2 separate regions of the Homo sapiens genome follow, and region 1 is linked to region 2. The links are chromatin contacts, found by Hi-C or POLR2A ChIA-PET in ENCODE. All regions are on one chromosome and are shown on one strand. Each heading gives the region's core, a stretch centred on a gene start or an enhancer-like site at or near the end of the contact. The rest is flanking DNA. Distances are from core to core; before and after follow the strand shown. Region 1 overlaps FARS2 (phenylalanyl-tRNA synthetase 2, mitochondrial). Region 2 overlaps FARS2 (phenylalanyl-tRNA synthetase 2, mitochondrial).

Region 1 (5,158 bases), core at 1,838-4,337, 92 kb after region 2:
TGGAGGTTGGGAGACAGGCAAAGAGTGGAAGAGGGACTCTCTGAGCTGCACCTGAGTAATGAGAAGGCGGCATCCATGCAAAGCCCTGGGGTAGGAGTATTTCAGCTACAGAGACCAGTAAGAGCAGAGACTCAGCTGGAAACAGTAAACAGTGTGACTACAGGAGTGAGGGAAGTAAAGAGGGGTCTATGATGTCCAAATAGGAGGCAGGTGCCCATGATGCAGAGCCTTGAAGGCCATGAGCTAGAGCCGAGATTCTACCTGAAGCTGCATGGGAAGTTTTTGGAGGACTGTGGTCAGGGGAGAGTCCTAGTCTGAAACGCACATGCTTCATGCAACGTCTTCTCATCTGTCCTCTTTTATTATCCCTCAACTCACTGACTATAAAAGGAAGTCTAAACTCCTTGGCTGAGCATTTAAGGTCCTCCGTAATCTGGCTCCAAAAGGCTCTTTCTACATCATACATTCAAATCAAGTTGTTTCTTTGTTATGTCCAAAGTAGTACTACGCCCACATTCTTGCACGTGCCTAAAATATACTTCTCTTCAAGCCTGCATATCCAACTCTTTTTGAGAACTGTCCAAGAAATCTAGTCTTTCAACCATTGGCTATGAGTGAATTGGGAACCTCTTCAAAGACTAAGTCAGATGCCACAAAACCTTCCCCAGTACCCACGGAGAAGTCATTTCTCCTATCTGCAAACAATCATATCCTTTCATTTAGTTTTCCTCTTGTGGTACTTGTCAATTTCCACCTTGTATATGGTTCTTCCTGTACACTGTCGTTCACCAAGTAACAATGTTTTGGTAAATGGCAGACTACTTATATATGACAGTGGTCCTGTAAGATGACAGTACTGGGCTGGGCACCGGCGTGGTGGCTCATGCCTGTAATCCCAGTACTTTGGGAGGCCGAGGTGGGTGGATCACGAGGTCAGGAGTTCAAGACCAGCCTGGCCAGCATGGTGAAATCCCATCTCTACTAAAAATACAAAAATTAGCTGGGCGTGGTGGCGGGTGCCTGTAATCCCAGCTACCCAGGAGGCTGAGGTAGAGAACTGCTTTAATCCAGGAGGAAGAGGTTGCAGTGAACAGAGATCATGCCACTGCACTCCAGCCGGGGCGACAGAGTGAGACTGTCTCAAAAAAAAAAAAAAAAACAGTACTGTATTTTTATTGTACCTTTTCTATGTTTAGATATGCTCAGATATACAAAAATGTACCGTCACATTACAATTGCCTACGGTATTCAGTAAAGTGCTGTACATGTTTGTAGCCTAGGAGCAACAGACCATACCATACAGCCTAGGTGTGTAGTAGGCTACACAATCTAGGTTTGTGTAAATACACTCTATGATGTTCACACAACGACAAAATTGCCTAACAACATGTTTCTCAGAATGCATCCCTGTTGTTAAGTGATGCATGACTGTATATCTTATCTCTACAACACACCTTCAGCATAAAATTTGGGACTGTGAGTCTCCCTGTGTCCCACCTTCATCTCCACTTCAAGTACCCGGTACACTGCCCAACATATGTCAATAATAAATAAATGAAATAATGCATTAATGAACAAACAAATGAACAAACCGTGCTGGCTGGCCCTGGTTACTGAAGCCCCAGCAGAAATTAATACATGTAGACAGCGGCATGTGCCATTGGAGATAACGGAAATGTGATGATGGCTCGAGAAGTATGCAGTCCTTTAGTTTGATGGGTATGAAGGACATTCATGAATGATGTGTTTTCCTGCCTTCACAGAACTGAAGGGCTGGTTATTGGGAGGCTACATGGAGAGCACAAATTTGGTAACAGGAGGGATCCTGAGGTTCCTAAATCATTCATGGATAGACTGGGTTTCTGGAGTGGTGTTCTAAAAACACAGTGATATCAGCAGCTAGGGATGCAAGGGTGTAAAGGTATCCAGCAGGGCGGCGTCCATTCTGTGTGGCCTGTGCACTGAGATCTTTGCTTATGCTGATTATTTTCTTTTTCTACTATATTGAAAGACACCGCTGCCTACATCACAAACAAATCTATCCTTATATGCCTGGGTAGATCAGGTAAAAATGCAAGTAACAAAGATAATCCAATTTAGCCTGCAAATAAAAAACTGAGTCTTCTACCAAATTCACCCTAAACAAGAACAATGGAATAACCCTCAGGAATGCTGTAAGAAGAAAAACAATGTATGTAAATATAATTCAATGTTTTCTAAAGCTTTAGATGCCCTCTCCTGAATCAGGAGCAGGGTATTCTTTTGTTTTTTTTTTTTGTTTTTTTTTTTGTTTTTTGAGACAGAGTCTCGCTCTGTCGCCCAGGCTGGAGTGCAGTGGCACAATCTCAGCTCACTGCAAGCTCCATCTCCCGGGTTCACACCATTCTCCTGCCTCAGCCTCCCAAGTAGCGGGGACTACAGGCACACGCCACCATTCCCGGCTAATTTTTTTGTATTTTTAGTAGAGACGGGGTTTCGCTGTGTTAGCCAGGATGGTCTCAATCTCCTGACCTCGTGATCCACCCACCTCGGCCTCCCAAAGTGCTGGGATTACAGGCATGAGCCACCGCGCCTGGCCAGGAGCAGGGTATTCTTAATGCACACAGTGTATCCAACATGCGTGAGTTACAAAGCATGAGGTTTTGCTTGTGCTGATTCGTGTCACAACCTCCTTGGCATTATTTAAATGTAGTGTTTGGTATGCAAATATAGATAACACCAAAAGTAACATCTAAACGAGAACAAAACAAGAACAATACAAACTGGTTAAAAATAATTCCACGTATGAACATATCTATGGACTGCAAACATTACCCTTTTAGGCCATGAATATATATTTGCAGATACTTCATCCAAATATTAACACACTTTTTCTTTATGCACAAAATTTTGTGTGTGACATATACTGAATGTGTGCTCTCTGTATTTAACAAAGTTGCGGGGGTGTGTATTCTTATTTCTTCCACCCAAATAAACAAGCAGACTGACATCACAAGGCTTCTTTTTACTTAGGCAGAATATTGAGCAAACAAATATTTATTCTGGGTTACTCAGCTGTGATACATAAGGGGATTCATGACATGCTATGTCTGGTGCCTGCTAAGCTCTTACGAGATAATTGCACCTTGGACCACCTAGGACATCACATTAAATGGAGAGACCTGATTTTAAAATTTAAAAAACACAGAATGGGCAGAATTTAATCAGTCATGCTTCTATAAAATTAAGGAAGATATAAATAAATGGGCAACAGAAAGGTGCAATAAAACCAGGATTAATCAAACCGTGATTAATTCAGGATCAGATTAAAACCAATAGTGCCAGCTGTATCTGATCCATTCTGCAGCATTATTCTCTCCTGCTCCTTTTTGTTTTCCCATTTTTCCTCCTTCTCATTCCCCTTTGCTCTCACCCCTAGGGCACCCTCCTTGGTGGATAAACCTGCAGGAGAGTTAATTGTCACATACATGGATTTAATCACATTGTCCATCACATTTGGGGGCCCTGCCTTCAGCGATCCATGACTAATTGTTGTGGTAATTTTTCAATCATTAACAGCAGCGCATATGCTGCAGACAAATCCCAGCGTGCCTGCTAAACCCCAGTGACATGCGGCCCACAGGCTCCAGAAGCACCACTACACCAGCCCCCAGCCCCAATCCTATTAGTCATGCGTCGTCATTAATATACATCTATTCCAGGGATATGTCAGGCAGCAATGAGGTCGGAGGGGGCTGAGCATGCTTTATAACACAGCCTTGTTTTCAATCTATTCTTTGAAAAAGGAAGAGGAAGAGGAGGAGAAAAGGAAATTAAAACTCCATGTGGGATAAGGAGCTGGGGGACTATTCTGAATTCCACTTGTTTCTCATTCATTTTCAGGCAGGCTCCTGAGCTGTGGCAAATGCCCTTTCTTTGGGTTTCAGCAGTATTAGCGATCTCCATGGCAACCACCAGTACGCATCTGCTGCACCACACTGCAGCTTCCCTGGGCTCAATTCTCAAGTCGCCCTGGTGTCAGACGGGGCGCACCATGTGCACTGGTGGGACAAGACCCTGCCTTGGGGAATCATCCAGCTGATTGAAGCCCAGCTCTAATCACCACATAATATGAGCCAACAAGATCATACAGAATATGATCTGCCTACACTAGGCAATAGGATTCCAGGACTGCTATTTATTTTTCATTTTCCTTTTCTTAAGGGCCTTTGTTGGTTAAAAGCAAAGAGCCACTAGAATAGCTATCTAACAAAAGGGATTAATTTTAAAATAGGTGGTACAGTGTTGCTGGTAACATTTACTTCAAGCAAAAATCTCATATGTCCTTCATTAAAGGAATTATTCAAGAGGAAATTAAAAGTCCTGGAGTTTCCCTTTGGTTCTTCGTAAATGAAGGGCTAGTTGGGATATTAGCCAGAGCAAGAAAAGGTAAGAGAAGGATTCCTGGGTTTTTGCTGAAATTCTGACTCTTGCTATGGAGTCTCAGGAAATTCCCTCTTATACCCAGTTTCCCCAAGATTAAAATAAGATCTACTTATTTTAGGCGCTTAGCACCGGATCACTAACAAGGCCTCGGCAAGACTTAATTAATACGTGCAATTCATTTTTAGCTCCTCAAATGAAAGACGTTTGGTGCAGGCTCCACTATTATGAAATGAGGGGCCGAGCGCCCTCTACTGCTGCTTCTGGGTCAGTCTCTCAGTGGCTGAAACCCCTCAGTGGGGTTCACTTATTGTTAACATGTAACTCTCACACTCTAGCTTAGAAAGCCTTTTCTGATCAGTAAGAGCAGGAAGAAAGGAACACAGGAAGAGGAAGAGAACCAGATAATAGACTGGCTGTTATAAATAGAATATACCTGTACCAAGACTATTCAAAGGTACTTGAGGTTAATACAGCAAAGGGAGAAAGGTCTGCGAAAATTCAGAGTGCTCAATTTTGTATCATGAACACATATTAAAAAGATAAAAAAATTGAGTCTCTTTACTTTCCACTCACCTTCTTCCAGGACAATGATACTTATAGGATCTCATTGATTTGTCTATTTTCTAGAAAAGTTAGATGAAAAAGAAAGCCTTGTTTTTCTTGGAATTTTTAATAAACACAGGACTTAGATTCCAACTTTGTTTTTCAGTTTAGTAGCAACAAACCCAGTCCC
Region 2 (4,825 bases), core at 580-3,079:
GTGTGGCTAAAGTCAAGTAACAAGGGATTTAAAAGGATTTTCTTAAAGAGTGCCCAGCTTAACTAAAAGTAGATACTCAAGTTATAGGTATATTTAAAAGTCCTTCATGTTTTTCTCTTCTTGAATCTTGTTTTTCTGGAAAAAGGCTCTTTTCTTCTCAGTTAACTGAATTATTTTTCTCCATTTTGTGTCTTACCACTCTTAATGCATGCATAAAAGGCCCTAAAATAACTTCTGGTAGTATGGGACTTCTGGGGAAAAACAGAGGAGGCATCACAAACCCTGTTTTGGGGAAAATCCTCTGTTTTCCTCATGAAACCCCAGGAATTAAAAGGAGCTAAATCCCTCTCAAAATCAACGGCTCTGTTCTGTTTTGCTTGTGTTATCTGATGGTTTTGAGTTTTGGGGGTATCAGAAATTACTTCGCATTGTGAGAGTTTTGGTGTGTAATAACTAGGTAGAAAATACACTGTAAGGGATGGCTGATAGTAGTTATAAATCAGAGAAGCATGCTCTTGACCACCTGGAAGATAAGGAAACATCCCCACTCCCGACTGAGAGATGAGACTCCCATCAGGCATGAGCTGATTACAAAATAAGCCAATTGGCTTTGGGCTGCCTTGTAATGACATGCATGGTACAAGCACTACGCTGTCTTCTCCCATAGCATCCAGATGGTCTTCTCATAAATTAAGCATTAAAATAAAAGCATAGCAAGGAGCTCTTAAGACACTAATCTGCCCTTTAGTAAAAGGGTTATGAAAGGTTTGTAAAGATTTCACCTCATGGTCAAATTGGTTAGGATTAGATGGAATAATCCACACGGTTTCATGTAAACGAATTGGGGTTAACATTAATAAACTAATGCAAGGGTAAAATTTGGCTTTGCACAAAATTTTCATGTCACAGTAAAGGCTAATGAAAGGTTTTTTCCTTTTGAGTCATCATTTTGGCAAAATAATTTACGGCAATCTGGAAATTGTCCTTCATGATGCCTGGCTTTTTGGATAGTTCAGAAGGCCCCTGAAACATTCAGAAAAGAGGTAAACAGGATCATTTGAGATGTTTAGTCACATGAGATTGCCGAAATGATGTCCAATCTTCTTTAAGTTATATTTTGGTGAATAATACTAATATATGTTCCAAAATTGTATGGGATTTCTAAAATGCTAATGTCTAAGTATATGCTATCAATCATAATTAATGGTAAAGTTACTGTAAACCATGAAGATAAATAAACTTGTCAGTCATATTTTTAACTATAACTGTCCTGGAAATTTGTCATTCACAAACAATTGTTGTCTTGCTTTGTTCCTTCTCAAAAGACAGTTTATCATCAAGCTATATTAAGGACTTTAACAGGTGTTCTCAAATGCAGGTTTTTAATAGCTTTAAAGATTGTAATATTGAAATAAAGAAAGTACAGAGCTCATAAAAAACTGACATGTTGACAAATCTCAAGCAAAACAAAAGTTAACTAAATGGACTACACTCAGAAAGTGAAAGTAACCTTTTTAACTTTTGCTTGGAATACTGCTGATCCTTGTTTTGATTTTCAGCATCAAGGAAAGTTATTTTAAACTATTTATGGCCTTTAATAATTGAGTAAGGTATACTCCTGTAAACAAAATTTGGAGCATGTTTATTTTTCTCTGCCTGGTTCCTCTAGAATTTGGAAACTATCTGTGAGTACTCTTAACTTATGGCAATATAGTTGTTTGCATCAGTGCAGTAAGAATCCATTTTTCTTCATCAACAGGACACAACTGGAAAAACTGGTTATTTTACCAAGGCTTTGACTGAAAGTGTGTGTTTCCCTTTAAGGAATCAAGCGTGACAGGCAAAGCCAATTAAAAAAAGCCCCTTAGGAAGAACTGGCCTCATGCCTTGTCTGCACAGTCCCCGCACAGGATTCCTAACCTGTGGTCAGTAAAGAATGACACTTTCTAACAGGTCTGGAAGCTCCAAGTTTATCTTGGGACCTCGAGAGGATAGGCTCACCAAACACACAGGTATTAGAGGACACAAACCCATGGCTGGGCTTGGCTTTAGAAGTCTTATGTGAAATTCCTTGTGGAACAGTTTCATCAAAGTCAATCCAAAAGGTCTATGTAAAAATAACCATTCTTGCTGCACTTTATGCAAATAATCAGGTCAAGTTTAAGTCTAAAGTTTATTCATAACTAGTTTTTACCAAAAATGAGGACTGGAGAAAAAGATTTTGCTCCAAAGTTTATCTTACATTTGTCATTAAATCCTAGTCTCATTCATTGTTTTTAAGCTTTTTGCCTACATTTTAGACTAACTCTGCTTGATCCTGTGAATCAAGTGGTGATCTTCCGCAGCTTGGAAACAAACAAAAAAAAGGGATGGGTAACATAAAAATGTGAATCAATACGCTAGTTCTGGGCAATTATCTTGCAAATTCTGCCGGGTAATGAAAGTGAGTAAGGTGCCCATAACCCGGAGGTTTCTTTGTTTGGGAAAATAAAACCAAGGAACTTCATAGACCCCCAAAGGAGAATTCTATATCTTAGCAAGTAAAATTTTAGATGGAAATTACCTACCCACACCACACTTGTGGGAATTGCTGTCCTCACTCTACTATTTGCAACAGGGTTATACAGGGTAGCACCTTCTAACTGAAATATTGGACAGAGAGTTTCCATTGCTGTAGTATTTTGCTTAATTATTACCCTTACAGCAGGGATAATAGTTGACAAAAAGGAAGCATGAAAGTTTTACTATCACTGAGTCTGCTAGGACTTTTTATTGGGTTTAGTAATGCAGTTTTAAATGAAACATGCTGCTTTTGGATTAACACCTCTAGTAAAGTAGAAGAAAATCTACAGGTACTTAAAAATCAAGTCAAAATTGTTGACAGGCTCAGGGAAAATGCCGGCCTCAGCCCTGAGGGGCTACAATCTCTCTTTAATAAATTCCAGTCTTCTTTATGGAATTGGTTAACCCCTTTATTAAGCACTTTCTTGCTTATATATCTTGTATTGGTATTTGGACCCTGTATACTCCATACTATAACTCAAATTGTTTCTTCTCACCAAGAAGCAATCAAACTCCAAATGGTGCTGTAAGCTGAACCACACACACATGGACATGCCATTCTTCCAAGGATCCTTAGATCGACCCCAGGAGGAGCCCTAGCTACTGTTCCCCATTCGAAACCCCTTTTCAGCAGGAAGTAGCCAGAAGGAGTCATCCCCCAAAACCCCCTAACAGCAGTTAGTGTGGCATCTCCACAGGGGGAATGATGTAGGAAAAGGGGTCCTTGGGAAGTTTTCATTTTTTAAAGCATCTCTGGAAAAGTTTCTTGTAAAGCCCTGGCTCTTAGAGCCAGGCCAGTAACCTTTGATATGCAAATAACGTCCATTAGAAACTGTGTCTACCCAAACATGGAGATTCCCTCAGCCTTCTTGTCCTTTCCCCACATGTTCCTGGCAATGTGGCTGCCCCCACATATTCCCACGTGTATATAACATTATTGTGCCCTGCATTTGCATATTGAAAGTCTAGGGTGGGAGGGCCAGCATTTTCATGGGCTACGTGAATGACATGCCTAGTCAAGCCAATCCTCTGAGCCCTATGCAAATCAAACACTGCCTCCTCCAGCCTCTGCATATATACCTGGCTGGTATACGTGGCAGGTGGGGACCTCCTCTTTTGGCTTTGGAGCCCCCCTCCCTCTGTCTCTGTACGGGGGAGCTTCTTCCTTCTTTCCTCTCCCTTCCTTCTTGCCTATTAAACTTTCTGCTCCTTAAAACCACAAAAACAAAAAAGAAAAACAAAAAAACAAAAATTAGCTGGGCGTGGTGGCAGGTGCCTGTAATCCCAGCTACTCGGGAGGCTTAGGCAGGAGAATCGCTTCAATCTGGGAGATAGAGGTTGCACTGAGCCTAGATCGCGCCATTGCACTCCGGCCTGGGCGATGAGCGAAACTCCATCTTAAAAAAAAAAAAAAAAGAAAAAGAAAAAAGAAAAGAAAAGAAATGGTTAAATAGTTAATTTTATATTACAAAGATTTAACACAATGAAAAACACTGTGTGTGTGTGTGTGTGTGTGTGTGTGTGTGTATAAATTACAGTGGAGTCAAGGTTGTCATTTTAAGAATATCCATTTGACTGACTTACATAAAATATACATCTGTGGGAATGGGCTGTGCCAATAAATGTCAGGGCAGGGAAAAGGCAGATGTAACAAACACAGACACATGCCATATAACTTGCTTTCTGATGAACACTCATCCGAAAACCTGAATGTTAAGGAGATTATTTCCTTGGGGCCTCATTTCAACATCCTGTCATGATGCTGCTATGAGTTCATGCTTTGAATCACCTACTGCTTTATAGGAAGCCACAGAAAGAAGAGATACTCAATACTCTTGATCAGGTATTGAGCCAAAACCCCCACTAACCTGGTGACAATATAATCAGAAGGCAAGCACTCTATAACGCCGTTAAAAGACCACTTCTTAACTGGGCACCCTAGGGACAAGAGGATGCCGTAAAAAGTTGGTAGACAAGATGGACAAGTGGTGATAATCAAAAATGGGGGGAAATGAGCATGTATTCAAAATAAGCTTGCAAAGTCAGACTTTGAAACATCGAAAAATTATAATATGAAGAAACACAACCAATTAAATCAACAACAAGAATATGAACTCATTTTAGATAAAAAATAATACAGAATAGCTAAAGGCTTTAAAACAAGTATACTGAAGATATTCAAATTACTAAACAAAGTAACAACCATTTTTAAAAGCAAGAAATTAGGAAACAAAATCAGACAGAAATTAAACAAGAAAATGGA

Evidence for each region. Hi-C counts contacts between places; a loop is a spot of excess contacts on that map. ChIA-PET counts read pairs that join two places held with the same protein, here RNA polymerase II (POLR2A). Pooled maps may share reads with other maps.
Region 1: a pooled map shows a loop between it and region 2 (4-fold over the local background). The contact joins two enhancer-like sites. A Hi-C loop is called at or near these places in 1 of 168 maps with a recorded cell type or tissue (IMR-90), 9 of 37 single-sample maps with no recorded cell type and 5 of 50 pooled maps. POLR2A ChIA-PET finds 5 or more read pairs at or near these places in 1 of 52 experiments (CD4-positive, alpha-beta T cell).

What each region holds. Positions count from the first base shown.
Region 1 is chr6:5,470,665-5,475,822 of GRCh38, reverse strand. The region is part of intron 4 of FARS2 (phenylalanyl-tRNA synthetase 2, mitochondrial); the gene reads right to left. Among named protein-coding and RNA genes, the nearest start is that of FARS2-AS1, 15 kb to the right of the region's middle. Within about 2 kb of position 3,087, at least 2 of the 41 ENCODE cell types and tissues checked have a DNase peak (open chromatin) inside an H3K27ac peak, as active enhancers do.
Region 2 is chr6:5,561,960-5,566,784 of GRCh38, reverse strand. The region is part of intron 5 of FARS2 (phenylalanyl-tRNA synthetase 2, mitochondrial); the gene reads right to left. Among named protein-coding and RNA genes, the nearest start is that of FARS2-AS1, 110 kb to the right of the region's middle. Within about 2 kb of position 1,829, at least 2 of the 41 ENCODE cell types and tissues checked have a DNase peak (open chromatin) inside an H3K27ac peak, as active enhancers do.